Regions from separate parts of the Mus musculus genome. Here regions 2, 3, 4, 5, 6 and 7 are each linked to region 1. Evidence: chromatin loops called from intact Hi-C (ENCODE). Cell type or tissue: heart. All regions are shown on one strand. Each heading gives the region's core, and the rest is flanking DNA. Links, peaks and the distances in the headings are about the cores only.

What was found. Hi-C counts contacts between places; a loop is a spot of excess contacts. Peaks named below come from ENCODE experiments on the same cell type or tissue, not always from the same donor. Only the 100,000 strongest peaks of a DNase experiment are listed, where the experiment ranks them.
Region 2: it touches region 1 in a loop (2.4-fold over the local background); 6 of 42 quality-filtered maps call a loop at or near these places.
Region 3: it touches region 1 in a loop (5-fold over the local background); 24 of 42 quality-filtered maps call a loop at or near these places.
Region 4: it touches region 1 in a loop (2.5-fold over the local background); 17 of 42 quality-filtered maps call a loop at or near these places.
Region 5: a loop joins it to region 1, with 2.7 times the contacts of the local background. A loop is called at or near these places in 21 of 42 quality-filtered maps.
Region 6: it touches region 1 in a loop (5-fold over the local background); 23 of 42 quality-filtered maps call a loop at or near these places.
Region 7: a loop joins it to region 1, with 5 times the contacts of the local background. A loop is called at or near these places in 15 of 42 quality-filtered maps.

The regions. Positions count from the first base shown.
Region 1 is chr10:66,906,720-66,911,151 of GRCm38, forward strand. No RefSeq gene overlaps it. Among named protein-coding and RNA genes, the nearest start is that of 1110002J07Rik, 11 kb to the right of the region's middle. In heart, for the core only: a CTCF peak has its summit at 2,679 (motif pointing right); a DNase peak (open chromatin) is centred at 3,672; H3K4me3 peaks cover 347 bases; H3K27ac peaks cover 820 bases.
Region 2 is chr10:67,254,616-67,259,047 of GRCm38, forward strand. Jmjd1c (jumonji domain containing 1C) reads left to right here. Exons shown (of 26, transcript NM_207221.3): 26 at 833-1,711. The coding sequence ends at 922. Among named protein-coding and RNA genes, the nearest start is that of Nrbf2, 28 kb to the right of the region's middle. In heart, for the core only: a CTCF peak has its summit at 1,880; no DNase peak of the experiment used is centred there.
Region 3 is chr10:67,094,946-67,099,377 of GRCm38, forward strand. Reep3 (receptor accessory protein 3) reads right to left here and starts at 2,043. Exons shown (of 8, transcript NM_178606.5): 1 at 1,845-2,043. The coding sequence starts at 1,876. It also overlaps a transcript of Jmjd1c not described here. In heart, for the core only: a CTCF peak has its summit at 2,606; DNase peaks (open chromatin) are centred at 1,436, 2,186 and 3,676; H3K4me3 peaks cover 4,000 bases; H3K27ac peaks cover 3,103 bases.
Region 4 is chr10:66,850,857-66,855,288 of GRCm38, forward strand. No RefSeq gene overlaps it. Among named protein-coding and RNA genes, the nearest start is that of Gm31416, 19 kb to the left of the region's middle. In heart, for the core only: a CTCF peak has its summit at 2,513 (motif pointing right); DNase peaks (open chromatin) are centred at 1,185, 1,985 and 2,535; H3K4me3 peaks cover 408 bases.
Region 5 is chr10:67,208,201-67,212,632 of GRCm38, forward strand. The region is part of intron 3 of Jmjd1c (jumonji domain containing 1C); the gene reads left to right. Among named protein-coding and RNA genes, the nearest start is that of Nrbf2, 75 kb to the right of the region's middle. In heart, for the core only: a CTCF peak has its summit at 1,896 (motif pointing left); no DNase peak of the experiment used is centred there.
Region 6 is chr10:67,215,149-67,219,580 of GRCm38, forward strand. It overlaps Jmjd1c (jumonji domain containing 1C), which reads left to right. Exons shown (of 26, transcript NM_207221.3): 4 at 122-227; 5 at 1,835-1,959; 6 at 2,890-3,033; 7 at 3,129-3,321; 8 at 3,806-4,432. Among named protein-coding and RNA genes, the nearest start is that of Nrbf2, 68 kb to the right of the region's middle. In heart, for the core only: a CTCF peak has its summit at 1,902 (motif pointing left); no DNase peak of the experiment used is centred there.
Region 7 is chr10:67,124,940-67,129,371 of GRCm38, forward strand. It overlaps Jmjd1c (jumonji domain containing 1C), which reads left to right and starts at 2,149. Exons shown (of 26, transcript NM_207221.3): 1 at 2,149-2,483. The coding sequence starts at 2,319. In heart, for the core only: no CTCF peak of the experiment used is centred there; DNase peaks (open chromatin) are centred at 1,692 and 2,302; H3K4me3 peaks cover 2,625 bases; H3K27ac peaks cover 1,371 bases.

The DNA.
Region 1 (4,432 bases), core at 239-4,238:
ATGTGTGGCCTTTAATAAAACCTATGCATGCACTCACATAAAACACACACATGCACTCAGGCACACATCTATCAAATCGGCAAAGAAGTAAGCCTCTTGAAATGAATGTGTAGAAAGTGCACTGAGAATGTAGCTCCGTTGATAAGAGTGCTTGCCTAGCGCACACCACATCCTGGCTTCAATCCCAAGCATTACAGAACCAGGCATGGTGGTGCACACCTCGAATGCCAGCACTAGAGAGGTACAGGCAGGAGGATCAGAAGTTCAAGGTCTTCCTTAGCTTCATAGTGAGTCCAAGACGAGCTTGCGATACATAAGACTTGACATCAAAACAGAGGAGTGGACAACAACCAGATAATGAGTGACATCCTCCTAATGCCGTGCTCTTTGGCTCTGGTTAGAGATTAAAACAATTTTAAGCTTATTGTTTTCAAGTCCTCTGTATACTATTCTTCAGATCCATTTTTCTGGCCCTCAGGTGAGATTCTATATCACGGGGAGGGGAGAAGAGGGCGCGGAGGGAGACTTGAACTATATGTGAGGTTACTTTAAGACTTAAGGGTTGGGAGTGGGAACAAGACTTAGAGAGTAGAGGTGTTAAGTCGAACCCTGATAACCTGAATTTGATTCTGGATCCCATAAGGCAGCAGGAGAGACCCAACCTCCACATGCTATGACACAGACACAATCACACATACCCATGCAATAAATAGGATAAATAGATGATGGATGAGTGGATGGGTGGATGGATGGGTGGAAGGATGGATGTGGATGGATGGATGGAAGGATGGATGTGGATGGATGGATGGATAAATAGGTAAACAGACAGATAAATGATAGACAGATGGGTGGATAGATAGATAAATAGGTAGATAGACAGATAGGTGATAGATGATGATAGATAGATAGATCATAGATAGGTGATACATAGATAGATATGATAGATGTGATAGATCATAAGTAGATAGGTGATTGATAGATAGATAGATAGATGATAGATAGATAGATAGATAGATAGATAGATAGATAGACAGACAAAGCAGAACAGGGCTTCCTATCTATCCAGACTGATCCAATCCTCCCCGCCCCCCCCCCCCCGCACCTCTCCTGATTAATCTGTTCTGGAAGCAGCTGACACTGCAGGTGATATTACAGGTAAATGTGAGCAACCAGAGAGATCACCCTCAAGACTGAGTAAGGACAGTCGCCATGGCAAGGCTGAACAAAGCCTTGAAGAGAAAGGCATGTCCCTTCAGTTCCTCTGTCTTGAAGCTGTCAAACAGTGCAAACTGCTACTGTTTGATAAAGCTTGACAGCGGTGTAGTAACCAGCCTTAAAACCGAGCCGTCTGTGACAAGCCTGGGGTTGTTCCTTATCACAGTGGCCCAGATCTCTGTTGCTCTGGAGGGTCCAAGGAAGGGGCTGACATGCTGAGAGACAGAGAATCTAGACAGCAGCAAACAAGACCCCCAAACCTGCCTTCTATGTGAGCCTAGCAACACATCCTCCTACCCTGTAGAGTTCTGAGACAATGCAGCCCCATGTTACACTTGAATGAAGAACTCTGAGACAGAACACCCAGCCATGCCAGGTTCCTGGGCCCCATGTAACTGGTCTGATAGATGGTTCTTTAAAAGGGAGACACTTGCGGGAGTGTGCTGGCCCACACATTTTATTCCGGCACTCATGAGGGAGAGACAGGTTGATCTGCATGAGTTTCAAGGCCAGTCTAGGCCATGTATAGAGTTCTAGACCAGCCAGAGATACAGAGTGAGACCTGGCCCGGAAGCAGGGGCTGGTATCAGACAATTATTAAGACAGGAGACTCCTAGGAATCCCATGTTGGAGGGAGAGAAAACCTAAAATCTGCTATGACATCCAGAAGAGGAATTTGCTGCTGCAAGAAGAGATTTCACACACTTCTGACAACGCGTCAGGCCAACTCCAGAGAGCCCTATACCTCAAGGCTTTCTCTACTTAAACCTAAAGTTCACATCAGGACAAAGACAGGCTTGGAGGTCAAGTGGGCCTTCTCTTGGCTTGTTCCTCTTCCCCACGTGGCCACAGTGACTAAATCTCAGCTTTTCAATGTTGCTTGACTCTCTTAATGGGTCTGTTTTGGACAGGTGACCCAGCCTGGCTTTGAATCTAGAAACTCTGGAGTCATAGACTGTGTGAGACAATAAACGTTTTCTGTTCATGCTGCTACATGCTGAGACAGTGTGACCCCAGAGCAACACCTAAGACATATTTGATATATTATTCTTCTTTTTCCTCTGACTCTAAAGAATCTCATAATAATTTAATCATATGTCACGGGGTGTCTTCCCACATTGATCATCTGGAACTCAGACAACAGACCTTTCATCCATTTGCACATTGAGAGACTTGTCTCTTAGATGAGGAGTCTTGCAAGTTCCCCGAGAGGACTCTCAAGATAAATGGTGCCTTCAAAATGAGAAATCTAAAGAAATAATCTGTTCTAAATCAAATTAGTAACATAATGTACAGCCAAAGCGGCTGGTAAGGGAGTCAAGAGGTGCCACCCGAGAGAACCGGTTAATGTTGATAGAGACAAAGAAGGTGGCTGCCAAGAATTGGGGAGGAGGGGGGGGGGGCGCAAAACTCAGCATTTCTGCAGGCGCTTCTGCAATGCTCCACATTGCCACTAGATGGCAATAAAGTTGTATTGTGCGATCATTCACTTAGCCTGCTGAAGTACTTTCAAGAAGCGTCACTGAATAAAAGCCAAAGAAAGTCTTAGTTGCTTAGTTGACATTAAATTTTAAATTACTATTTCTGTTCGAGAATTAAAATTACATTTCACAGATTGATTTGGGGACCAAAGGTCATTTTGGGGGAAAAAAAAAAGGTGAGTTCTAATGTATTCGTTATTTATCTTAAATATTGATAGCCTAGGGCCAGTGTGAGATGGTCCAGTGAGCATCTGCTGCACAGCTTAGCAACCTGAGTTTGATCTCTGGAACCTACGTAAATGTGTAAGTAGAGAACCGACTTAGCAAAGCTGTCCTCTGACCACTTTCGTGCCTTGGCACATACACCATAAACATAAAACTCACTCTCTCTCTCTCTGTCTCTGTCTCTGTCTCTGTCTCTCTCACACACACACATGCATACACACAAAATAAACCATAAATATGTTTCTCTCTCTCTCATACACATTCACACATATAGTAATAATGATAATAATTTAATAATTAGAAATATATTGATCACATTTTATAAGCATTCATCCCGCCGATTCATAATCTTTAATTTGAGGCACATTCATTTCAATTTTTAAAGATTGATCAAAGGACAAAAGGTCACCTACAACTACAGGTCATGTCTCCTTTCTTTCCTCCCGACTAGTCCCGACTATAAGAGGTCATCTAGCTTAATAATTAAGCATACAGGCCTTGGAACTAGGTTGGGTAGGTTTAAATCCTATTTCTAGCTTGAACTGTATCTCATTAGCACCATCAGAAATAAATGAGTTTTTTAAATGAATTCGTATACACGGAGTAGTGGTAGTAACGTTTCGACAGAAGTTTCCGATATTGAGTATTTTTTCTTTAAGGTCCTTGTCTCTGAGGTACCCTGCACTATGTTAACACGTAGTAAGGACAGAAGCGTGGACCACAGCCAAGAGAACCAAGGTCCACAGATAAAGAGGCAAACGGGGTCAACAGGAATTGGTCCTTACTGTTGACAGAGAGGACACCCTCGCAGAGAATAAACTAGAACACAGCCTTCAGGATCTGAAGTCAGTGAACCTTCACCCCTATCATGGCAAAATCACTCTTATTTATCGACTGAGGAAACTCCCCCGAGACAAGCACGCAGCCATATTAGCACAGCTGAAACCTTGAACCATTCGCACACACTGCCATCCATTCACTGTGTTCTGGTTATTGTCACTGAACCTCCTAAGGAACCTGACCTTTGCTACAGCCAAGTCAGAGACAGACACAGAGAAGGAGCGGCTATGTTTGAAGCTTAGACTTATGCAGTAAGATAATAGTTTTCAGGGGCTAGAGAGACTGCTCTGCCAGAGGTCCTGAGTTCAACTCCCTGCAACCACCCGGTGGTTCACATCCATCTGTCACGGCATCCAATGTCCTCTTCTGGTGTGTCTGAAGACAGCTATAATGTGAATGTGTTCATATAAATAATATAAAACCAAAATCTTTAAAAGAAAAAAAAAGCTAATGTCTTACCTATATATGAAAAAAAAAGATAATACGTTTCTCAAGAAAGTTCCCAGCCTACTCTGCCCCCAAACAACTCAAAATCATTTTGCTGTTGGAGAAAGCCAAGGGGGGGGGGGTTGAAAGAAAAAGCAGAGAAAGATAGTGTTCATTCATGGTTACCTTGCAGTCAGTGACCAGTGTGCTCCTGAGAAGGGACTCTGAGAATGTCCCCTTGTCTC
Region 2 (4,432 bases), core at 362-4,361, 350 kb after region 1:
TTTGGGGTTTTTTTTTTTTTTTTTTTTTTTTTGGATTTGTTATTGGTTAGGGGAAGAGGTTGTTGGTTTGATTTTTGTTGTTGTTGTTGTTGTTGTTGTTGCCCGCCTCGAGACAGAGTTCTTCTGTATAGCCCTGGCTGGCCTTGAGCTCAGAAATCCATCTGCCTCTGCCTCTCAAGTGCTGGGATTAAATTGTTTGATTTTTATACTCAGAGAATAGGATATATGAACTCCAGCTTAGGCAGCTGTTTCTATCTTAGCACACTAGGACAACCATAGTCAAGACAGCTCGGCTCACTGAATTCACTGATGGGTGCTAATATCCTGCATTTTGGTGCTTTAAGCTTTTTTTTTTTTTTTTTCTTAATTTATATGTGTACATTATAGCTGTCAGACACACCAGAAGAGGGCATCGGATTCCATCCCATTACAGATGGTTGTGAGCCACCATGTGGCTGCTGGGAATTGAACTCAAGACCTGGATGAGCAGTCTGTGCTCTTAACCACTGAGCCATCTCTCCAGCTCTGCTTTGAGCTTTTATGTTTCCTGTCTTACGTTTGCTCCTCAATTCCCTTAAAATTAAAGCTATCATTTTGCTTTTTAAACAGGCATATAGTGCATGCTCTGTAGTCCCCGCACTCAGGAGGCTGCTGCCAGATGAGTGCTGTTGAATTTGAGGCTCACTTGGGCTACAGTGAAGTCGTGTGTGTGTGTGTGTGTGTGTGTGTGTGTGTGTGTGAGAGAGAGAGAGAGAGAGAGAGAGAGAGAAAGAGAGAAGATGTTGTTTTTAATCTAGCAGCAGCTCAGTGACAGTAAATATGTCTCTTTTAGGTTAAGAATATCTTGTATCATGCAGTCAAGGAAATGGTGAGAGCTCTGAAGATGCATGAAGATGAAGTAGAGGATATGGAAGACACCTAATTGCGGTTGGAACTGGGATGCCCCTTGAGTGACGCTAGGTCTGACTTAAGCTCCATTAAACCATCAGTGCCAAGAAATTCTCTTTGTAGTAATTACTTGCTACTGACACCATACCAGTATAGCATTATGCCACAGCCCCTGTGATTCAATGCTAGCTATAAACCAAGCTAAATTTAAAAGCAGTACTATATAGCTGTTCCTGTATCATAGTGTATATGATGTTTGTGAAGATGCCAGATTTAAAATGATGTATTTATTTTTGGTAAAAAAAAAAATCTATGCTATATTGTTGATCAAGTGTAAATGTGCTGTTGTACAGTTTAATAAAATAACTGATATTTTTCACTACATTGAGACAGTTACTGTGAGACTAGGACACACCAGCTGTTGCCTGCGTTTGGGAAATTGCTGGATTGCACAGCAGTCACGTCATAATCAGAAAATTACTGCCAAATAATTGTAAAATGTGTAAAATACAAAGTACATAAAGTAGATACTAAACTCAGACACTTCAATATTTTGTTGAAGCTATTGACTGTACAATTAAACGTTTTCAAAAGGTGTAATTTATTTAAAATTGTCTCATTTTGGTAAAATTTATGTGAAGTTTTAAAGCTAAATATTAAACTTAATATGCTATGTAAATATATACATATATACATTTAAGGATGTATTTTTTTAAAACATTGGCTTGCTTTTGTTAAAGTGCAAGTGTTACATATGGCTTTGTACATTACAGTTGAAAGGGGTTTTACATTTTCCATTAAAAGACTTTATCAAGAAGCTGGATGTTACAGTTCTCCCTCTCTGGTTTGACACTGCTGGGATAAAGTGGAGCTTGCAGCCACAGGCTGTGACTGGGAGCCCTGCCTCTCATTGGCTCTGCCAAGTTTGTTCAGTTTCAGTAGCTGATCACTGTCCCTCCTGGATAGCCTTTGCCACTGAAGTCTGTGGTTCTGTGTGGACACCTGCTGGTGTTGAGAAGGAGTAACCCAAGTTAGCCACTTTGTACTTGATGTATCACTTAGCTTCACTCAGCCTGCTGTGCCACACTTTCTATCCCAGGCAAGCTTCAGCCAGGAGTCTGAGCACCTCACTTCACTTTAATAACTGCCTGACACAGACCCAGTGAGGTGGTGGAGGCTAAGCACTTGCCAGGAGAAAGTTATGTTGTAGACCATGTTCCAAGTGGCCTGTGCCCTTAGTGCACTTTCAGATGTGCCTCAGCTGCCTTTGCCATGTGTCCTGGCTCTCCTGAAGCTTGTTGTGCACTTCATCAGGCTGGTCTCAGACTCCGAGATGCTCCTGCCTCCTTAGTGCTAGCAATAAAGGCATGCACCACCAGACCTGGTCTGATTAAATTTTGATAGGAAATAAGTTTAAAGCCATTGTATTAGTTCTGGGTATTTCTACTTTCGGATCGAAGGTCCTGGAGAAGTACAATCCTTGTGGTATTTTCTCCCAGAAAGCTCTTGCTTCTGGCTATACCCGAGGCTCCTTTTAACTGTCCTACAAAAATGGATTTGAAGCCTGGCAATGGTGATATGCACACCTTTAATCCCAGCACTTGGGAGGCAGAGGCAGGTGCATTCCTGGCCTACACAGTGAGTTCAGGACAGCCAGGGCTACACAGAGAAACCCTGTCTCGAAATAACCAAAAAAGAAAAAAAGGATTTGAATACGGCAGAAGGCAAGCGATACATTAAGCCAGGCTAAAATGGCTTTCTGAGCAAAGTGCTTCTTCTAGCCATAGTTGAAGAAATGGGCGTAGTCCATGCTAGTGACCGAAAGCTTCTCAACGTGGCAGAGAGAACACAGCATTTACATCACCAAACACATTTGTAGACTTGGGAAGGCTGGAGAGTCAGCGCTTGGGGTTCTCTTCTGGCTACTGGAGCAAGATTTGTGTGTGTGTGGGGGTGGGGGGGTGTTATGTGCATGTGGGTGGAGGTCAGCGCACACGCTGGAGTTGGTTCTCAAGAGTCATCAACTTCTTTTCTTTTTTCCTTTTTTTGAGACCTGTTCTTGGGTATTGCTTTTTAACTGACTGACCAGTAAGCTTCAAGGATCTTCCTATTTCCATCTCCCCAGCACTGAGATTACAGACATGCACCACCATTTGGCTTTTTATGTGTGGGATTTATGTAGCAATTGCCCAGCAACGGGAGCAACAGAACTATCTCCCCAGCCCCTGGAGCAGCACTTACTTACCATGTCCCAGCGCTAGCCCTTTGATTGCTCTCTTGTTCCTCCTATGAAAACGTCTTACCGTGTCCGTTTCCCATGTGTCTTAGGTTTTCCTTTGCTGTGAAGAGACATCATGACTATGTCAACTCTTAGAAAGGAAACTTAATTGGTTTCAGTCCATCATCATCATGGTGGGAAGTATGATAGCATGGGGGCAGTCATGGCGCCAAAGGAGCTGAGAGTTTTACACCCAGATCTGCAGAGTAGGAAGTGAACTGGCTTGAGTTTCAGCCACTTATGAGGCTCCTGGCCATCTGTAACTCTTAACTCCAAGGGCTCTTCCACTCTCTTTTGGACTCTATGCATACATATCTGCACTTAGGTACATACACACACACACACATTTTTTTAAAGGCAAAATTTATGAACAAGGACTATAAAGTTAATATAAGATCATATTTTTTTAATATCCTTTTGGGGGAAAAGCACAAGAATTTAAAATAGCTTAAACATTCTTTTCAGAATATTAGCCATAATAAAGTAAAATAAATTTGATACAATAGGACTATTTTTTTTCCAGAAAACAAGTTCCACTGTTGAATCATATTTCTGAGTTACATTTTAGTTATGTATATAGTTATATAGGTGTTTCTAATAAACAGACTTTAAGTTCAGAAAATTAAGATGTCAGAGCACATAACGATTGGACCAAAGTAAAAGGCAACATCTTTTCAGCATCTTTTGTTGAAGCCCCCAATTTTAAAAAGCTAAGACTTGTTATTTACAAAGCCTTTCCCATTGTGTTTTTGCTTTACCGCACACACACAAAGTGGGCTGAGAATGTGACACACCGCAACACAAAACACGTCCCATGTTCAGGTATCAGCCCTGCCTCAAAGGAATATGAATATATCCAGTGTCCTCTTCTTGTCTCGGCAAACATTTGAAAGCATGCACGCGTGCAATACCCTCACCACACAAAAGCCTGCCAGAGATAAATGAACTATGTAGAATAGTTTGAGAAGCATCAAGGTCAGGAGGCATTCATAGAAGCACACCAGTAGTACATGTGGAAGTCACCATCCTTAGACCTCCATATGGGCTCTTTCAAAACGAGTGGATGGACATAAGTCTACCCCACCCCACCCCACCCCCCCACCCCCCCCCCCCCGTCCCCAGACAGGGTTTCTCTGTATAGCCCAGGCTGTCCTGGAACTCACTCTATAGACCAGGCTGGCCTCAAGCTCAGAAATCCACCTGCTTCTGCCTCACAAGTGCTGGGATTAAAGGCGCCACCACTGCCCAATTTTTTTTTTTTAAGAT
Region 3 (4,432 bases), core at 369-4,368, 190 kb after region 1:
CGCATCCTTCCTTCAGTACTGGACTCAGTGTTTCTGGGATTATAAAAGTCTTCATAAAACAATGGCCTCTCTTTCTCTTCCTGCTTTTCTGGCTCTCACTCTGTAATCTACCCCAGCTCTGGTTTACACCAGTCCACCTATCAGAAATCTTTTCCTTCTTCCTCTTTGGCGGTCTAGATCGGGTTCATTCCTCAAGGTCTATTATGAACGTAATCTCTTTTGCCTTCTTTGATGACGCTCCAACCACAGATAATTTCTTCCTTGTCTAACACTGGGTATTACACCAGGTATAACCCTCATAAGACCTGACATTCTGACCTGTACAGTAGATATCTGTGGATGTGAAATGTGTGTCCCATTAAGATCTCCTACGTGGTACTGACCTTTGTATTGGAGGTAGCGTAGCACTAAACATACTTCCTTTCACCAATTAAAAAAATAAAAATCTTATTTGATGAATGCAAACTCAAGGTGTTCCATAATTTTCCATCATTGAAAATGGTCTAAGAGATCAAAAGACAAACCCAGTTTTTTTAATGGGGCATTTAATTTGAGGGGCTAGGCCAAAATAGTGGAGGGACTTCTGGTAGGTTAAGAAAGTATGCCTGGATTATGTGGAAACCCGAAGACTGCCTTGGAAGAGGCAAAACATAATTTGAAGGCACCCGTGGCATAACTTTATTTATTTGTGGCTTTAAGATGAATACAAGAAGTTCAGAGGCTTTAAAGGACATTTTATGAAAGAGCAAATTTTGAATGCATTGCAAACTAGGTTACCTAGCTCACTTCCAAACGAAATAAAAGCAAGTTAAAAAAAAATTAGCTCCTTCTCCGTAGTGAAAATAATAATGCCCAAGTAATGTCATTTTCTCCCTTCAAATTATAAGCTAATCAGCGAGGCCTGTTAACCTCATATAAACATTTCATTAAGGTACTCAGATGACACTACTGCTACATGAATAATGAATTCCCGCCCCCAGGCTTTACCTAATTTATGGCCCTTTATTTGGTGACTTTGCTTTAGAGCGCACAGGGTAAGGTGAAAGATGGGAAGAGAACCGGTTTAACTTGTATTCAAATACCTTTGCAGATTAAACAACACATCTCAACTTTTCCCCCCTCCTCTCCCCATCCGCAGCTCTCGTTTGTATCACAATCAGTGAACTGAGGAGATGACCCGAACAAAGGGGACTGGCACCTGCGCCTTCTCCATTGCAAACATTTCTTCCCACCCACGGCCCTCCACGGTCAGCGTTTGCCCGACCTTTCTAGCGCAGGCTCTTTCCCAGGTCACCTCGGGACCCCTGAGCAAGACTCTGCAGCCCGGGCTCTGACACCGATCTCTCCTCCTCCTACACGTGACCAAGCGGCGTGCGCCGCGGACAGACACCGCAACGCGGTAGACCTGGTGACAAAGGCTCGGGCGCATCCGGAGTCCCGCCGGCCTCCCGCGCTCAGCGTCGGCGGAGCCTGCGCAGGGCGGTGCCGCGCAGCGCGGGCCGCGGGAGCGGGAGCCGCAGCCGGGAGCGCGCCGCGGAGCCGAGCAGAGCCCGCCGCGCGCAGCGCCGGGCAGCGGAGGAGCCGAGGAGCGGAGCAGCGCCTGCCGCGTAGCCGAGGAGCGGAGGGGAGGCCGAGGAGAAGCCGAGCAGAGCCCGCCGCGCGCCGGGGAGCGGCTCCACGGAGCAGAGCCCACCGCCTGCCAGTCCGTTCGCCCGCGCCCTGCTGCTCCCAACGCCGCCGCCGCCCCGGAGCCCCGCAGCGACTGGGACACGGGTGAGCAGGCCGCGGCCCGTGAGCTTGGCTCCGGCAACCGGGCCCCAAGCGTCTTCCCCGCCCGTACTTACACCACGGCTCGGGAGATCATCCAGGACACCATCTTTTCGGCCGATGGGCCGCTGACCGCAGGCCGCGCGCTCCCCGCTCGCGCTCCCCGGGGCCGCGCTGGCGCCCTCGGGAGCCGGCCCGGTGTGTGCGCGCGGTGCCCGGAGCCGCCCGGAGCCCGGTCCCCCGCCCGTCCGCCCCCGCCCGCGGCCCCGCCGGCCCTGCCGGCCCCGCCCCTGCGCTCCGCTGATAGGCGGCGGCTCCGGGACCCCGCGGGCGCTGCGCTCCACCGAGCTGCGCGGTCACCTCGCTTCCCCGGGCCGGGGGACTCCGGGCGGGCGGTGAGAGCGCGTGGGAGCCGAGGCCGGGGGCGGGGGAAGCCGGGATTGTGAAGTGTCTGGCTAGGTGCGGCTCCGGTGCTCACCGAGGCTCGGCAGCCAGGGCCTACCACAGGCCTGGGTTGGCACGGCGAGGCTCGTGGTGCAATGCAGGGGCCAAGGGAGAGCGTCGGGGGTCACGTTTGGAGTGATGGGTTTGCAGGGATGGCGAGGCTGTTCTGGGCCCCTTGGGGCACCTTTTCCATCAGCGTCAGCCAACTCCTGTCTGTCTTGCCTGCCCCACAGCCTAAAACGTGGACCCAGGATTTCCGACCCGTGGTGCTGTTTACAAGTGTCCTTATTTTTTTTTTCCGTCACGCGCGCGCGCGTGTGTGTTACCTCTTAACACTGTCCAAAATTTTAAGCTGACCTTTTAAGTTACTGTAGGTGTTTTTTTTTCTTGGTCCCCTGGTGGAAGCAATAGTAAAAGTTCTCTAAGCTAGAAAGAATAATGTCTGTAATGTGGTGTTTGGAGCCTTTAATTAAAGTCCTAGAAAATATGATGGCTCATTTTGGGACGTACTGTAATTTAATCTTTTTGTTCCCCAGTTTCCCCATAATAAAAAGAGGCTAATAATACTCTTGCTTACCTCCTGCTTTTCAAGGATGATGTAAGGTATTGCTAATTAATGTGTTTAGGAAGGAGTCGGATTTGCCTGGGATGGTATCAAGGGACAGGGATAGGTTACCATGAGTGCCTTGTAGTTCATGAGGCCTATAAATTAAGAAGAATTTTGGCCATGAAAGAAAGCAGCAGGGGAGGGATGGTGGTGAGCTCTTGTGATCCCAGCACTGTGGAGGAGGTGGAGGCCTGCGGGGTTTCCTTCCACAGAACCAGGAAGAGAAGTCCTCCGCTGCTTTCTGCTCTTCCGTTCCTTTTTTTTTTTTTTTTTTTGCTTATTTACATTAAGAATGTGTGTTTTTATTTCAGGGGCTGCGGTGATTGCGTTTGTCCTGGTTTATTTAGTTTGACCATTGTTCAGCGTTACTGGGGAGATGTGCTTGCCCTCTAAGCAGCAGTTTTTCTGGCACATACCTTCCTTGTCCTTTCATGTCCTTCCATGGGCAGAGCGGTCTTGTAATGTCTTTATTTACAGCCTTTCGTTCCTCATCCTTAACATATCTTTCCCCTCCTCTCTTTCCTGAGCTAAGGTGTGTTTTCGTGCCCTTGACTGAATTGCATCTTTTTCTTGGATGCTTTATTTCCCATTCTCTACCTTTCTGACCTCTTAAATCCCCCCCCCCCAATTCCCTGCCCCCCACCCTCCCTCATAATTTATCCCTTAAGTTTCTGGACTCCTTTCACCCCTCCGCATTTAGTCTCTTCTGCCTGTTTTGCAGAGGTGATGGCTCTTGTTATTGTTTGCAGGACACAGCCCCCTTGTTCCTATTTCAAAAAGCCACGGGTTGTAAACCACCTACCTACCCTGGGTTGCTACAGTGTTGTTGAGTCATCCTGCCGCCCCAGACAGCCCTGGAGTGTTGATTCTCCTTGGTACCATGGAAACGGAGGTTTAGAGAACTTAACTCTGTAGCCAGTGATCCCCATGGTTCATAGGTAATGGAGCTGAACTCCAGTACTTTTGAGTCATACCTGAGTTGGGTGTGAGTTGGTTAGTCCAGGGGGAAAATTAAAAATTAGCAAGCTGCTTTTCTTCGTTGTTGTGACTGGCATTAACCACTAGCAAGCAGGTGGGGATGGGTCTGGGGATGCTGCACTCTGTGCTGTGTGGGGGACATCCTGAACAAAGACTGTTCCTGTGTCCTTCCTGGTTTAGGAAGATCATGCTTGTCATTCCTGTGATATTTGTCATCGTCAGAGCCTGAAATTTCCACTTTATAAAGTCACAGTTTTAACCGTGACTGAAGTTTCTTGTCTCTGTCTCTGCACACTCCTGTTGTGTAAACGAGAAGGGAAGGTTGTGTTCACCACTTGATTAGACGTTTTTGATAGTTGTGTCACATGGAGTCCTCAGCAGGTTTGCAAGGCAGTCACGTCCAGTTCCTAATCATTTTGTCCCAGCATCCATATGCTGACGGGCCTTTGTGTAACTTATTTTTATTTCCCCTTTCCACTTTACTGGTTTATCTAGATAGATGGATTTGTTTGGAGTTGCCTGTACAAGGGGGTTGCTCGGTGCGTCTCATTATGGCAGCGTGTTAACCGGAGGGCCACTCGGAAACTGATACGGCTGAGAACTATTGACCTACATAAGAGTCGGTCAATCCTAGGA
Region 4 (4,432 bases), core at 298-4,297, 56 kb before region 1:
ACTATACCTTCATGTGGCTGGTCCCTCAGGGGGAAGGGATGCCTCAGCATAGGCCCACAGAGGCACCCCCTTCCCCCACACCTGACTACACCTCCACCAAAACATATTCCTTCCTCTTTTTATCTTTTTATAAACACATTAATTATTACAACTGTTTTATTGTTACATTATCCTTTGAGTTTTATTTTGCTTTTGTTTTGTTTTTTTTTTTTCTTTGTCTTGTTTTTTAGAATTATTTATTTTATGTGCATGAGCAAGCCACTATGTGGGTGCTGGGAACTGAGCCCAAGAGCAACAAATGATCTCAAGTGCTGAGTCATCTTTCCAACTCCCTTGAGGTTTGGGGGATTCTTTCTAAAGATTTATTTTATCTTTCATATGTATGTGTGTCTGTATAAGTGACTGCCGTGGGTGGACAGGTGCCTGAGGAGGCCAGACGAGGGCATCAGACCCCCTGGAGCCGGACTTACTGGCTTGTATGAGGTGCTGAATGTGGGTGGCAGGAACCATGCTTGGTCCCTCTGAAAGAGCAGCAAGCGGTTTTAACTGCTAAGGCAACTCCCCAGCCATTGTTTGGGTTTAGTTATTTGCTTGTAGTGAAAGTTTCAATTTTGCAACCAAGAATGAAAGAAGAAGAAGAACATAATTCTGAAGCAGGATCTGCCGCTATATTCATTTTTATGAACTACGCCTAATGGTCATTTGCATTCTGGGGTGAAAGCATGTGCTATGGGGTCTTTCTTTACTTAATATATTTTATTATGCAGAAAAATGAAATTCAAATAAGAAACCACATTCCTTGAAAAAGAGAAAAATGATGGAGACCATGACATCTGACATTCATTCTATGTATGCATGTGTGTGCCTGTATGTGTGTGTGCTGCATGTGTATGTGTGTCCACATGTGTTTTGGGGCTTGCGTGTGCATGCATGCATATGTGTGCACATGCATATGTGCACAGGAGTGCATGTGTGTTCCAGTGTGTGTGTACATGTGTGTACTGCATGTGGTTGGGTGTTTGTACATGTGTATAAATGTTCAAATGTCCAGAGGACAGCCCCCAGTCACTTGTCTGTCAGGAGTCACACTTGTTTTTTACACAGGGTCTCTCCCTGGCCTAAAGCTCAGCCTGGTTTTTGCTATCTCCACGTCCCTAGTACTGAGATTACAAGCATCCATCATGAGATTCCCAGAAGATACCAGTTTCATGGGGATGCGTTGCTTCTAGAGGTCAAGCTCAGGTCATCATGCTTGCAAGGCAAGCACTTGACTAAGCCACTTCCCTATCGCCTGATACTCACTTCTGATGGTAACAGTCAGCTTAGTGTTCAAATAGCATAGAGCGACAAAAAAGAATAGAGCAATTCCCAGTTCCGACTGTAAATACAGACAGTGATAAACAGGTTCTAGCCAGGTTTGTTTAAATCAAGGGCTAGAGGCAAGCAATACTGGTCAAGACCCGGTCCAGGCCACCATCAGCTCAGATGCAGTCTGCCCTGGGAGGTGATCTGATAAGCTCTCAAACTGCGTTAAATCTCGGGGCTGGAGAGATGGCTCAGAGATTACAAGTACTGGCTGCTCTTCCAGAGGTCCCTGGTTCAATTCCCAGCACCCATGTGGCAGTTTATGTTTGTCTGATCCTCCAGTTGCAGGGGACCTCATACAACCAAAAAGTCATGCAAGCAAAACATCAATGCACATGAAAAATAAAATAAAATAAAATAAAATAAAATAAAATAAAATAAAATAAAATAAAGAAGTCATCAAAAGGAATCTTTTTTTTAAACTGTGTTAAATCTCTTTCAGGAAAGCAAACCCCTCCTCTGAGGGGCACCAGGCTCGTAGCTCTTCCCTTTTCCCAGCATGAGACTTCTGGGGAAATTCCAGTTTCTTGAAGACCATTGATTCAACAGTCTGATAGCCAAAGGGGGGACCCCAAGGGCTTCTTTAGCTTGCCTTCATTGCTGCCAGGACAGGCACAAAAGGAGAGTTGCTGTCTACACACCAACCCGTGACCTACTCAAACAGTGAGGAGAAAAATGGAGACAGAAATAGAAACTGCTTCCTCCTGGCACCCCAGCCCAGCTGATGATGTCTTAGTCATTGTCATGTGCGGCTACAGACTAACATCTGAAGACAGAGTCGGAGGAGGTTGTGAAATAAATTATAATATAGTCGGTTGGTTTTTTTCTTTAATCTGCTTTAAATTTTGCACTAAGCAAACCTTAAACAAACAAACAAAAATCTCGAAAGTAGGAAGAGAGGTCACTTTTATTCAAGGAGACAGAGCAGTTAGTTACCAAAAAAAATACCAGCTTTGCTAGGCGTGCATTTTAATTTGCCCTGCATTGCGTTGTTATCACGAACAATCACGAAGCAAATTGTAGGCAGATGCCTCTGGCTGTCCGAAAAGCGTATCAAATGAAAGACAAAGTTTCCTTGGTTCTTAGCAAATGTCATGAGGTTTTTGGGCAACGCTGAAATGCTCAAATGCAATTGAGAATGATAATCAGGTCTGCCAGTAGGGGGCGCGCAAACCAAATTTAGAAAGCGCTTCGAAATGGGCGTTTACGGAAGGAACGGATTAGGGAGCACAGCAAACTAAAGAGCAAAGTCAAATCTTCAGGGTAAAGCTTCTGCCATCTGTGCGAGAGCACAGATCTCAGAAGCTTAGGAGGTGGAAGGGACAGCTGTAGGTAGAATGCAAGACAATCCATCTAACGCCCGTTATTATTTACCCCTTTATTTCTACACCCTATTTTTATTTTGTTCATTTGGTTGGTTTTGCTCTTTACATAATGCTGGGTGTCTGTCTCAAATGCCAGCTAATAAGCACGTTCGTCAGCTAATAAGCACGTTCCTCATTTCTCCCATACATCTGATCTGAGTTTCATGATTCCTAGAACTCTTTAGCCTCTGTCCCCTGACCCTCAGGTTGTAATAACTAATTAACTCATATGCAACTTTACTGTTTTTTTTTTTTTCAAAACAAGGTCTCACGTATTGTGGGATAGCTTCCAAGAGTGACCCCGAATTTCTAATCCTCCTGCCTTCACCTCCAAAGTGTTCCAAGAGTTTGGATTACCTGCTTCACCACAACGCTTGGTGGCGTGGTGCTGGGGATGGAACCCAGGGCTTTTCGCATGCTCAGCAAGCACTCTTTGAGCTACTACACCTGACGCTCTGGCTCTTGCAGAACTTAAAAGACATCCTTTGCTAACCAAATCACTTAAGTTTTACTGGAAGTGAAGCATAATGTTGCACTCTACTAATCAAGTATAGATTGCTTTCCCTTGAGTTAGGCAAAATTCAATCTTGTTTAAAAAAAAAAAAAAAGACAAGAGTCCTTCCTCTGCCTACAATTTACAAATCCATCTATTTTCAACAGAGTCCTTCAAAATTCTGCACCAGCTTTTCTCCCAATAAACAACAGGTCCTCGTCTCCTAAAATAGTTTCGGGCATGAGGGCTGAGTCTGCTTTTGCAGACACTTTTTGCATAGCTGAAAAATCATTTTTGAAGAACCGATGCTCTTTGAAATGTGGCAATAGTTACTCGCCTATTGTCTAGGCACAGAGAAAAGCCCTTTGGAATTGTCTAGGCACAGAGAAAAGCCCTTTGGAATGGCTTGGAAAGCACCCACACACACACACACACCCCAAAAAAACGGTAGGTTCAGATAGTATGTTGGAGTATCCTGACTGGGTAACTTTACAAGAATCCTCCTAACTTGGTGATGATCTTCCTTTATAGAGTGGAATTGCAGTAACTACCTTTCTGGTTGGGGGGGTGGAAAGATGTGTCTACATCTTATAGACACATGCCTGGTAAGTTGTTGTTATTCGTCATGAATGGAAACTAGCTTTTATGCTTAGCATGGACTGAGACCCCACTCCTTACAAAACAAAACAAAGAAAAAAAACCCTCTACTAACACAATCCCGTTGTACAGATGGTCATAGGTCTTCTCTACGAAGAGTTCAGGGCAGTGCCAGTCAGCCATTCCCTCCGTGGAGGATGCAGAGAGCTGTCTGCAGCACCACCCTGTCAGAGAACTGAAAAGCTGCCGTCTAGGTGAAGTAAGAGGTTAGGCCAGGGAGAGTGTGCCCAGCTGGAAATAGACAAAGACTGAAACGATGAAAATGAAAGATCAGAATGAGCCGGCAACAAACCCAGAGACACAGAAGTAGTGAGAAATGGAAGGTTTGGTTTTAATGCTGGTGGGTATCCGCAGAGAACAGAGAAAACAGAACCACGTGATCGTACACTCCGATGCAGGAAGATGCATATGCACATGCTCACACACTCAGAGACGTCTCAGAAAAGACTGTGATCAGAAAACAAAACCCCAATGAAAGAATTTAAGTCAATCTGTTCTTTCGAGAATATACTTGAAACTGACTGTAGTGGCTGGTGGTGAATACCTTTAATCC
Region 5 (4,432 bases), core at 162-4,161, 300 kb after region 1:
AGTAAATGTACTAACACAAGCAGAGAGGCCTTTTTTTTTTAAAGATTTATTTATTATTATATGTAAGTACACTGTAGCTGTCTTCAGACACACCAGAAGAGTGCAATCAGATCTCATTAGGGATGGTTGTGAGCCAACATGTGGTTGCTGGGCTTTGCACTCAGGACCTTTGTAAGAGTGGTCAGTGCTCTTAACCACTGAGCCATCTCTCCAGCCCCGAGAGGCCATTTCAAACATAATTAGACAAACTCTCTAATTCAGTCTCTCATACAGTGGGATATAAGAAGTCGAAGGAGAATGTTTTAAAAGTGTCAGATTGTAGCTTTGATAGCACAAGAGGTTGTGAAAAGAAAGTAAAAAAAGGTACTAATTGAATTATGATTGCATCCTAACATAGTAATCAATAGTAACGACTCCTATGAGTATCTGTAAAAGCTTAAATTACGTTTAGAAACATACTCATGTGTAACTCTATTTATAGAAGAATTACAGTTTGAGTAAAATTTAAAACTAAGTGTTGTTAGAGAACAAGTTTCCCTCTGCGCTAGAGACTGCATACATGTCCTTTTAATTGCTAGCATGCGCACCTCTACCACTAAGTACATTCTGAGCCCAAATACCCTGCCTTCCTAGAAAATGGTAGCAAACATTTTAATGCCTTCACAACTCAATACTTCTTAAACAAACAACAAAAAGACAGCGTCTCGTTGTTGCCCCTGTTTGGCCTAGAATTTAATGTAGACCATGCTGGCTAGCCTCAAAGCTCAGAGAGATAATTGCCCTTTTTATGTTCCTAGTGCTGGGATTAAAGGTATACACCACCATACCTCGCTCCCCGTTTTGTTTTTAAAACCAGGAATTCTTACGTATACTAAACATCACTTTAACAGTAGAAATTAAATGTTGAATATCATTGTCAAGTACAGCATGCATACTGCCATCCTTAATAATATTGAGCTGTTCAAGTATTTTGTTACCATAAAACTAATTTTAGGTTCCCTATCCCCTGTTTGTTACTTTGTTCTCTGTCTCGTCCCCACCCCCGCCCCCAAGTGTGTGTTTAGACCAGTGTGGCTTATTTATCCTGCACCTCCTAAGTACTGGGGTTAGAGGTGTGTGCAGACCTTCATTATTGCTATTTTCGTAACAATACATATCTCATGTATTTGCAGATGTATGTATGTATGTATGTATATTATCAAAATTCTCCCAGAGGTCCTGAGCTCAAATATGACTAACCCCAGGAATCATTCTAATTTGAACTAGATTTTTTTAAGGATGACTTTTTATATTATGTGCATAAGTATTTTGCCTACATGTATACATGTGTATGTACCACATGCACACCTAATATTCATGCAGGCCAGAAGGCTCCAGATTCTGTGAACCTGGAGTTATGGGCAATTAGGAGTCACCATATAGGTGCTAGGAATTGAACTCAGGACCTCTGGAAGAACAGCCAGTGCTCATAACTGCTAAGCTATCTCTTCAGCGTCCACCCTCCCCTTCATTTTTAGAGGAATGGATGGTATAGTACTTCTCAGGTGTGTGTCCTTACCATAGAAGCATGAATAAAAGAGAAAGATAGTTCAGAAATCTGTAGTAGAGAATTAGTTTAGAAGTTACATAAATACATTTTAATTGAATGTTCATTTCATATAAAAACTAGAGTAGAACTTTGAGGTTTGTTCTGTAAGAATCAGAAAGTCATAGACGAAACTTTATGTATATACTATCCGACTTAGCTAGACTTCCTATTGCTACAACAAAATACCAGGACCAAAGAAACTTGGAGGAAAGGGCTTATGTGGCTTACACTTCCACAGCACTGTTTATCATCAGAGGAAGTCAGGACAGGAACTCCAGCAGGGCTGACACCTGGAGGCAGAAGCTGATGCAGAGACCACAGAGAGATGCTGCTTACTCTCATACTTCCCCATGGCTTGCTCAGCCTGCTTTCTTTTAGCAACAAGGACCACCAGTCTTGGGATGGCACCACCCACAATGTCCCTTACATAGAAAATGCCCTACAAGATTAGCTGCAGCCTGATTTTTATGGGGCCATTTTTCAGCTGAGGTTCCCTCCTTTCAGCTCACTCTAGTGTCTTGTCAACTTGACATAACCTAGCCATATCCCTCTCTGTTAGTTTATACCCAGCAAGCTTTAGGAGACTGCTTTCATTTTACTTAGGTTGGACTCCCCTGTTGTGGATTGTTTGTCTTTTAAGCCAAGGTGTTCTTGAATATTTTCAGTTATGACCTTAGAAAGCATTCAGGAGTCCCTGGCCTAGTTGAGGAAGCCACGGTTGGTAAACTGTGTTTAGCAGATGTTGTAAGCAGCTGACTCAGCTCCCTGCACGCCATGTCAAAAAATGGCTTGAAAGTAACTTTCCTTCATTGCTTTCTAGATTTTTAAAAACGTTCACAAGTATTTGGGACATCAAAAAGAATTGTGTGAATTTAGAAGGAAACATTTTTTAATAGCTTTTTTCTTTTTTTTAAAGGCAAGATTTCTCTTTGTGTTTTCCTGGCTGTCCTAGAACTCACTATGGAGACAAAAGTGAAATTGTACACTGTTCTGAAATTGTATCCCTGTTCTGGCTCCCCGAGTGCTAGGATTAAAAGTGTGTACTACCCACCACTCCTGGCTTGGCTTTGTTGTTTATTTGGTTGTTTTAAATAGTATGGTTTAACAGAGGATGGAGAAGGCCTTATTACTAATGATACTGCAAATTGTCAAAATGCAGGAGTATTATAGTTCTTTACATTTTCTTGTCAAAGGATTTCACTTTAAAAATTATCTAAAACAACAAAAAAACCTGTGGATTATTTTCACTTCTTGCCTCTATGTCTCCCTTATTTTCAAAACAGGATCTTGTTATATAGCCCTGGCTAGTCTAAAACTCTATGTAAGGTAGGCTAGCCTCCAGTTTACAGCAGTCTGCATACCTCTGCCTCTTACCTTTTGAAAAAAGGCCCGCACCACACTGCATTGTACTGCTACTATCTTTGAAGGAAGACATCATTGAACAGGGAAATAAAGCTATTGAGTTGTTTTTCTAAAGTTGTTGAGGGTAATGGTATATTATGTTTGATAAATTAAAATTTTATTTATAAATTTGTAACCCATTTTATGAGACCATGTTACTAATAAGCTATTGGAAACATAGCAGAGTTTTGACACATTTGATTCTATGTGCTCGTGGATCATTGAAGGAAGGATCATTATAGAAAGGCCTTGGCGTGACTGTTGCTCATTTCCTTTCCAGCTGGGCACTTTGGGGAGAAGGACTTGGTTTATGATTTTCTGTTTCGGGGAACAAATCATCATCATAGTTGTTGCTGGAATCTCTAGACTCGCTGGCCGGAGCGGGGCTCAATCTTAGTAGCTGTGTGAGACCCTGAGATTATCCTTGGTCGTGGCTAGGGACGCACAGTCCTGTGCCCCTCCTGCCATGTGGATTCAGGTTGTCAGGCTGGATAGCAAACTTTTACCTGCCAGTCTGTCTCTGACACTTTTGAGTTTTAGAACATTTTTAAAAGTTATTTTTACCTGTGTCAAGTGGTGCATAAAGTGTCAAAATGGCAATCTATAAAGACTGAAAATCGATTTGTGCTATTAGTTACTTAATTTTACATTGTATTGAGATAAAAGGCAGTAAAGGGTTTGCCACTGTGCTTGATAAAATGAGTTTGATTCCCTTTACCCATCCCCATGATAGATAGGTCACTCCCTCAGGCTGCCCTCTGACATCCACTTTGGCACACACATACATAAAATGTTTAAAAAAATGTAATTTGGTTGCCTATTAAATACATGTGTGCTTTATATTTGTGTGTGTATGTTTGTATATATGCATGCACATAAAATTTATTATATATAAAGATATGACTGTTGGAAAAATCTCCTCACTCTGTGTGCCTTAGCTTTGTCATGTGTAAAATGGAGATAGTGTTCGGTACTACAGTGGTATATTGAGGGTTAATTGCCATAATACAGGCAAGCAGCTGCTGTCTAAAAGTCCTGTGATTAAGTAAACACTGCTAACAAGACTTACTCAGTAACTAGTTCTTTCAAGTGGAACATTAACTTTTTTAGTTGGAAAAATAATAAAGGGGCTGGTGAGATGGCTCAGTGGGTAAGAGCACCCGACTGCTCTTCCGAAGGTCCGGAGTTCAGGTCCCAGCAACCACATGGTGGCTCACAACCATCCGTGGCAGGATCTGACTCCCTCTTCTGGAGTGTCTGGGGACAGCGACAGTGTACTTATATATAATAGATAAATAAAATCTTTAAAAAAGAAAAAAAAATAATAAAGAAAAGCATACTTTGTTATCTTTTCAGGCAAAATATACTGGGTTGTTGCTGGGTTGTTGTTGTTGTTTGCTTGCTTAGTTTTTTGAGTTAGGGCCTGGCTTTGGCTAATCTGGA
Region 6 (4,432 bases), core at 331-4,330, 310 kb after region 1:
ATGAGTTTATGCTTTTATATTAAGGAATTTCCTAATGTGCTTAGAATGTAGAAAACAGCAAGTTATAGTACTATTGTTAGCAAAGTGTGATGAGGCCTTCTCTTTTTGTTTATAATTTCAGGACGACATAGACAGCTTAAAGCCCGTACTCAGGGACAACCCACAGCTGCACGCGGAAGTGAAAGTCTGGGTGAAGGAACAGAAGGTCCAGGAGATTTTTATGCAAGGTATCTATTTTGAAACTTTTTTTTTTAGTCCTCAGTTTTATCCACTCTAATAGTTTTAATTGCATGTAGTCTGCCAGAAAATAATTGGCAAATTGTAAATAAACATTTTGATAAAGTTTATAATTTATTATGCATGGAATTATAGCTTCACAGTTGTTTTGTTGATAGGGAAATTTCCATAATGTAGACTGTTCAAGGTATGTTCTTTCTAGGAAAAGAAGCATTGTTTGCAGTGGAGGGTTGCCCCCAGTCATAATTGAGGTCCTTTGAAGCAGCAGCTGGTATCCAATGTGTCCCTCTACTTTCTACAGCAGTTACTATGACACTAGCTTCGGTTTTGTTTCCTTTGTTTAGTTAGTTACAGGGTTGTCTAGAACATGTGATTTTCAAATCAGACCAGCTTTATAATTCCAAGTAATTTGTTTTAATAGTAGTAAGATCATATGGTAAATATAAGGTTTCTGTGAAGTTGAATTGAAACTAAGACATAAGACTTAAACTGTTGATACGCTGTTGGATGCAAAGAATACAGTTTGTTAAGTTTGTTAATTTATCTCAGCCTTTGAAATTCATGCCAGTTTTAATTCCATCACTTCAGAATGAGTTTAAGGCCAGCCTGGTCTTACAAGTTGAGTTCCAGGATAACTAGCGCTATATAGTGAGACGCTCTCTCAAAAAACAAAAATGAGACAAAACCATTCATGTCATTAAGTATCAGTAAGCACTGATCTTGAAGGTGTAACTTCTTTTTTATGTGCACAGCAGCAGATCATCTAGTTATTAAACAATTCTTAGTAAACAAACAAACAAAAACAAATAAATTGGGACTTCCTGCAACTTTCTCCTACCCAACAACTATCAAACCTCAGAATCCTTTCCTGTCTAGAAGTTATCAACTTATTCTGTACATTTTTTAAAACAATAAATTGAATATCCTCTTGTTATCTAGACTGGTTTGGGGGACAGTTTCTTAATATCAGACGTGAAAATGGAGGTTCCAAATTACATGTCCTTAATAATGTCATTTAAAGAGATTTTAAAAGTATTCTTTCAAAGTCTGGAGATGCAGAAAATGTGATGTGGTGATGATGTGATGTGTTCAGCTTTACTTTCCCTGACCCCGTTCCTTCTTTGGCAAAGTCACATGAGGCTGGCTTCAGTGTGGTTGTAAGGTGGTTGTGCTTTCAGACTTAGCTTCTCCTTCCTGTCCGTCCCATAAACCAAATTATAAATTACTTTCTCATTTCAGACATGAGCTCATTTTCCCAAACTTAACTAGTTTTACTTCTGTACCACATTTTAGAACACTATGGCTTTACATTGTATCCTGTTCTCTTCCTAATTTATTATTGCAAAACTACTCTATGTGTAGCAGTGTCTATAATACCTTTGCATTCTGAGCTAAGATACTTCTCTTCTAAGACATTTTTAAAATCGACATTGTGTATTTCTCATCTGTCACAGAGCTTCGTTGCTTTTAAAAGGTAATTCCTAAGTATTCCTAAGTGGGAATGTCTTCATTTAAGAAATCCCTTGTGTTTTGTTTTCTTTTTTCTTTTGTTTTTGTTTTTTGTTTTGTTTTTTGTTTTTGTTTTTGTTTTTTTAAGGTCCTTATTCATTAAATGGATACAGAGTGAGAGTCTATAGACAAGATTCTGCCACCCAGTGGTTTACTGGCATAATTACTCATCATGATCTCTTCACCCGCACCATGATCGTTATGAATGATCAGGTAAATAGTTACAGTTTTGGTGCTGGGGTTCACACCCAGGGTTTTGCACATCCTAAGCACGCCTTCCATGTGCTGAGTGCATGTTACTTCCAGCCCCAGCCCCAGCCTCACAAGTGATCCTTTGAAAAGGATATTTTTACAAGATAAATAATGTATTCCCAAGACAAATTTTTTGTATGTAACAGTCCTGACTGTCCTAGAACTGGCTCTGCAGACCAGGTTGGCCTTGAGTTCACAGAGATCTGTCTGCCTCTGCCTCCTGAGCACTGGGATTAAAGGCATCTACCACCTGACAATATTATATTTTACTATTTTTTTATTTGTGTGTATATACATATATACATGTTTATAGTGTGACTGTCACAGCACACCTATGGAGGTCTTAGAATAAGTTTTAGGTCTCACTTCAGGATGTGGGTCTGCAGGCCTTTGCCTACTGAGCCATCTGTCTGGCTATAGCCAGCCCCGATACAGGTCTCTAATCATATAAACCTAATAAATTTAAATGTATTTGATGTTACACTGGGGCCACTTTAGGTCAGGAAGTGATAGTGATGTCATATTCATTCCAGTACACACACAAGTCAGTCCCTAATTGATTAGCGCCCCCCCCCCCTTAAAACTTGAGGTTTTTTTTCTCTCCAATAATAAATATCTCCTAGGTAGTTTCTTTTCATTACTGAACTCTTTCAAAACAAGCATAGTTCTCACACCACATTTAATTATTAAAATTCTCTTTTAAGAATTACAGTGAATGCAAAAGGGAAAAGGTAATTTTGTCTTTTGTAATTAAAATTGGTTATGTAAGCAGGTGGTATTGTACAAATTTGAATTCCCAAACTTATTTGTAAATAGTTGAGTAAAGAAATTGTACTAATGTTATGCTGGTCAGTTTGTTAGATTTAATGTTTGTTTTATGTCATGGATTAGGTACTAGAACCACAGAATGTCGATCCTTCTATGGTTCAAATGACCTTTCTAGATGATGTCGTTCACTCTTTGTTAAAAGGTGAAAATATTGGCATTACATCACGGCGAAGGTCTCGTGCCAGTCAAAATATCAGCACTGTTCACGTATGTATGTTATTAGTAATGCATTTTAATAAAATACTTTTCCTTAGGTTATTCAAAATCAAATAGTAATATAATCATTGTTGATTTATTTTTAGGGTCATTATACACGTGCTCAAGCAAATAGTCCCAGACCAGCAATGAACTCTCAAGCTGCTGTACCAAAACAGAACACACACCAGCAACAGCAACAAAGAAGTATTCGTCCAAATAAGAGGAAGGGTTCAGATAGCAGCATACCCGATGAAGAGAAGATGAAGGAAGATAAATATGATTGTGTATCACGAGGAGGTAGGCCCACTTTTTTTTTTTTTAAAGATTTATTTATTTATTACATGTAAGTACACTGTAGCTGTCTTCAGACACACCAGAAGAGGGAGTCAGATCTTGTTACGGATGGTTGTGAGCCACCATGTGGTTGCTGGGATTTGAACTAAGGACCTTTGGAAGAGCAGTCGGGGGCTCTCAACTGCTGAGCCATCTTACCAGCCCCCTTAGGCCCACTTTTTAAGAGTTGCTTTTGAGAGAGAGAGACAGAGACAGACAGACAGACAGTGTCTCACTGAACACTCCTTGGCTATCCTGGAATTGACTGGCTGGCTAGTGTCAGACTCAGAGATCTGTGTGTTGAGTGACAATGGCATTAGTTAGAGGCATGCCTCATCCTGCATAGCTAGACCTGCTTTTTTTTTTTAAGGGCATGTCTATAAATAAAAAAGCATTAAAATATGCTTATAGATTGTGAAAATTAAAATCTTAATTTTTTATGTCACAGAAAATCCTAAAGGTAAGAACAAGCACGTGGTGACAAAACGGCGGAAACCTGAGGAGGCCGAGAAGAGGCTGAGCATGAAAAGGCTCCGGACAGACAATGCCTCTGACGCCTCCGAGAGCAGTGACGCAGAGAGCTCCAGCAAGAGAGTGACTGAGACTTCCTCCTCTGAACCAATGCCAGAGTATGAACCGAAAAATAAAGTCACCTCAAAGGTAAATGGAGAGGAGGGACAGTCCCAGGCTGCTGAAGAGGCAGGAGAAGAGACCCTGATAGATACTCGGCCTCCCTGGGACCAGATGCAGGAAGATAAAAACCACAACGAAGGGGAGAAGCCCAAGTCCACGGACAGCCACCTTCAAGACAAAATGACTCTCCGTTCATCTGAGCAAGCCACAGTTGCTGACCACAATTCTAATGATTCAGTCCTTCAAGAATGCAATGTGGAAAACCAACGCACAGTGGAATTATTACCAAAGGACAGGTTAGTGTCCAGAACACCGACACCCAAATGTGTTACGGATATCAAGAACGACACTCATTCTGAGAGGGCGGCTCAGGAAAATTTAAATACTTTTGGCCTCCAGACACCTGAGAACATGGATCCAAATGTTAGTGATTCCAAACATT
Region 7 (4,432 bases), core at 113-4,112, 220 kb after region 1:
CTCAGGAAATGAGTGTTCCTCCCTCCCTCCCTAGTCGGTGGGCTCCTCTGCCTACAGAAAAGATGGCCTAACACCTCTAATCTAGGTTAACCCTCACAGACAAGCCTGCAGGCTCCTCTGCTAGGTGGGCGTGTGACCCATGACGACTGAATCCAAGGTTTGAAATCTCATGTTAACACTTTTAATTCCATATTATTTATAGTTAGGATTTGCTAGTAAAATTAAACAATATACCTACTCCTTAAAACAAAACAAAACGCCAGCAAAGAAATTGAAAAACAAAACAATACAAAAACTTTTAAGGTCTATTCTTTTGGGGAAAAAAAAAAAATCAAGTTTCTCAAGGTAGACTAGCATAAAACCTAAATGTCGGCTGTAGTATTGGGGTTGTAGGAGAAAATTTGAGCTGTAATTCTCAAGTACATTAAATGTATTAAAGCTGCCTGTGGTGGCATACACTTGAGAAAAGCAAGAGCGTGCGCTCAGATAAGCCCCATGATTAGCTAGTAAGAAATGCTGCTGTGGGGATCTGTGGCCTGGGAAAGCTGTTTCTCTCCAGAGTGTTGCTTTCGTTGTCTTTACATGCTTTTTAATGGACTGTTTTCCTTGTAGTAGTATGGTGTCATTGACAGTTGGGGATTAAGCAGTCTTCTTTAAAAAATAAAAGAGAAACAACAACAAAAAGACTTCACCCACACTGGGACCCCAACCCAGACCTTCCCACCAAGTAGGCAAGTGCTTTGCCACCCAGCAGCACCGTCTGTCCCCAGCCCCAATTTCCTTTAATGATTACTTTGTGCTGCAAGTTATAAAGCAGGGAGATCACTGATGGTTGGTATTTGAATATGAGACTCCGTTTAAACATCTTTATATGTGCTGCACTCTTTCAGTGGCTTGTTTTATTGGGCTTACTAACCTTAGGTGGGAATGAAGGAATCCAGAGCCGACAGCATGCAGATTTGTGCAGTTTTCCTAGCATCAGATGCCCATTATAGATGGTTGTGAGCCACCATGTGGTTGCTGGGAATTGAACTCAGGACCTCTGGGAGAGCAGTCTTAACCGCAGAGCCATCTCTTCAGCCCTGAGCTGATCTATTCAACTGACTTTGAGAGTTTCCAACTCTCCCACCGCCACTGTCTGTCTGTAGCTTTAACAGTTTAGTTTAAATGGTCTACAGATATGTCTTTTGTATTTATTGTAAGCACTCAGTGCTATTGTAAGGGTTTTCAGAAAGCATGGGGGGGAGGAAAAGATTTTTATAGGATTAGATGAATTTTTGAAGATGATAATCCCTGGAAAACGGCAGATTGAATTTTGATTCCCGTTTTCACAGATCTTTAAAATACAAGCATAGCGGTCGTCAAACTTCTCACTGCTATCTTGAAAGAGAGACTTGCCTGTGAGAACTGAGGAGCGATCAGAAGAGGAATTCCTAGCTGTCTTTGTCTGGGTTATAAAGTCCTGTTGTGATTGGACGGGAAGTAAAACCATCATTTATTTTCTTCAAGTGTGATTGGCTAAGATTCTTTTCTTTCCGTGGTCTTTTCCAGTAACTGACTCTGGAGCTTTCCGTTTTATTACCTATGTTCTAGTACGCGGAGTACTCGGGTTGGCTCTGAGACAGTTTGTGAAATTTAAGGATGTCGGTAACAGCTCGCGGTGGAGTGTCTAGCGTTCCTGTAAGAAGGCGGCACGAGGTGTAAATCTCCGAACTGCTCCAACACGGAATTAGAATTGCCGCCGGGAGGAATGCTGGTTTAGAGCCGCGGGCCGCCGAGGGGGCGCGGTGGGGTGGGCGGCGCGGCTCGCCCGGGGCCGCGCGGGGATCCGGGCTCCTTGACGACGGCGCTATGTGTTCGCACGGCCGTCGCTCCTGACATGCGGACCTCCGGGAGTTGGCTCTGCGACCGCGCGTGGGAGCCGAGCCCCGTCCCCGCACTCGCCCCTCCGAGGGGGCGCAGACGGAGCGGCAGAAGCAGCCTGGCTGCTGTCCCTCGGCGGCCACCTCTCGAGGCCGCAGCGCAGTCCGTGGGCGGCACTACTTGGCGCGCCCGCCGACGCCGACCCCCACTCCCCCGCCCGCGGAAGGACACGCGGCGCGGCCGGAGGGGCGGAGGGGTACCGGCCGCCTGAGCGGCCGCGCGCTCATTCCTGTCAGTTTGCCTGTGGGCCGCGCGTGAGGTCGTGGGCGGCGCGGCTCCGGGTCGTCGAGCGTGCAGGGGCGCTCTCGCTCGCGGGCCGCCTCGCCTGCGGTCGGCTCCTCGGCATGGGCGGCCGGTAGGAGCGGGCTGCGCTCGTCCCCGGCGCAGTGGCGGCCATGGCGGTGGAGACGCGGCCCGAGCTGGTGGGGAAGCGGTTCCTGTGCGTGGCGGCCGGCGAGGACGCGCGTCCGGAGCGCGGGCAGAGCGGCTGCGGGCGCGGCTGGCGGGCGGGGGTCATCCGAGCCGTGTCCCACCGCGACCGCGGCCACCCGGACCTGGCGGTGAGAGCTGGCGGGCAGCATGTGGCACGCCCCTCTGCGCGGGGCGGGCGGGCGGCAGGTGGGGCGGGCGGGCCCGGCAAGGGGAGCGCTGGCTGCTATGGCCCGACTCTGCCGGGCAAAACCATCCTGCGTTTGGCTTTCCAGCCGGAAACGATAGAAATGTTTTTGGTACGAGGGCTAGTCGAAATTATTTCTCCCTTTCTCCATCATTTTGTATTTTGTTTGTTAGAAACGGACAGTGCTTTAGGGAACTCCGGCTCCTGAGTCTTATATGGCTTCACGAAGGCTAGAGATAGTGTAAATTAGGGGTTTGAACGGCATTTAGTACTTCTAAGTAGCCTCCCCTACATTTATCAGTTACATAGGACACTGTCAGTGTTACCTTTCAGGAGAATAAATGTGTATTTATGATTTCGTGCCAGGATACATTCTTTTGGTCACAAGCGCATTCTCATAAGGGAATGGGATTGAGTGAGTAGACTGGAGATAGAGTTGAGTAAGTAGAGTGGGGGTAGGGAATATTAAGATATTCCCCCTTTGCATTTAGATCAAATCCACCATAAAATGCAAAAATAGTCACCATTTTGATATGGTTGTTGGAAGTTTCGAGTGTGTTCTTGCAAACCATTCCTACCTGCTATCAATTCCATAGTTCCCCACGCACTGTATTATTAGTTTAACCGTGTAAAATAGGCTTAGTTGTGAATACTTATAAGAGGAATTAAAAATAGAGACAATTGACAAAACTCCGCATGGCAGTTCTTTGTGCTAAAGGAAAAAAAGAACCCTTAAACTTTACTCATCTTAATGCTTACTTGTGATAGCTTCACAAAGCCGTTGCTTTGTGTTTGTGTAAAGATGCCGGAACTCATTTCTCTTTCCGCTTTGATATGAAAATTGAAGATTTTACGTGGAGGATGCCTGGGTAATGGCTTAGACACTAAAGCAAACACGGAACAGAATTATGTACTGTGTTCCTATATACGTGAGAATTAGGAAATTAGATTAGATAGTATTGGAGACAGTCAAGTTCTGAAACTGTTTTTGAAAGGTCTGTTGGAAAGAAAGGGATACAGAGGGAACAAACATATTCCAGTTGCCCACCTCCCTTATTTTTCCAAATAGCAAGATAATAAGGTGGTTGCTTAGAAGTAACAATTGTCAGGCAGTCACTGCTTTGAATGGGTGTAATCCAAAATCGTGGGTGTGGTGTGGGAAGATGTCAAGTTCCAGGCCTGCTGGGGTCACAATCAAGACTCTCTCTCTATATGTAGTTATGTATATGCTGTGGCTCACAGCAGTTGATTGGAAAAGAGAGAAGGGAGTTTCGGGAAGTGACAGGTTGTTTACATACATTAAACATTCCTCTTGATTATTGGTTCATATACCTTAATATATCAACATTTCATTTTATATAAGTTTTAATGGAAAAAAAAATCCATGCTGAACTTAAACAGTGTGAGTTGTTTCTTTCAACAATTTGGCAAGTGATTTGTTACTGTATTTCAGTTTTTATACTTTTTCCAAGGGTTCCTTACATATTATTTGAACCTATGAAATGTAGAACGCTTTAGCACCGGTATTAGTGTAATTTTACGTTCAGCTACAAAATGCTCAGTTGGCTTTCCTTATGGTGTGCCTATTGTATTGCTATGGGAGGGGAATTGTCTTCTATAAACACTGTGACTTCTGTATAGTATTTCTTGGGGATGACAGAAGTAAGATTTTCTAAGATGAACTTTTGCCTTGTTGTCCAGGCTAGTCTTGAACTTCTGTACTCAAGTGCTTTATGACCCAGCCTCTCAAATAGCAGGGATTGTAGGGAGCATGTACCACTGAACCTGTCTTGGATTTTTGAGGTGCAAGCTATGATATTAGGTCTTAAATAATGCTGTACACATTTCTTAATGCACTCGAGGTTTTAGTCACCTATTTAATTTTTTAGTGAA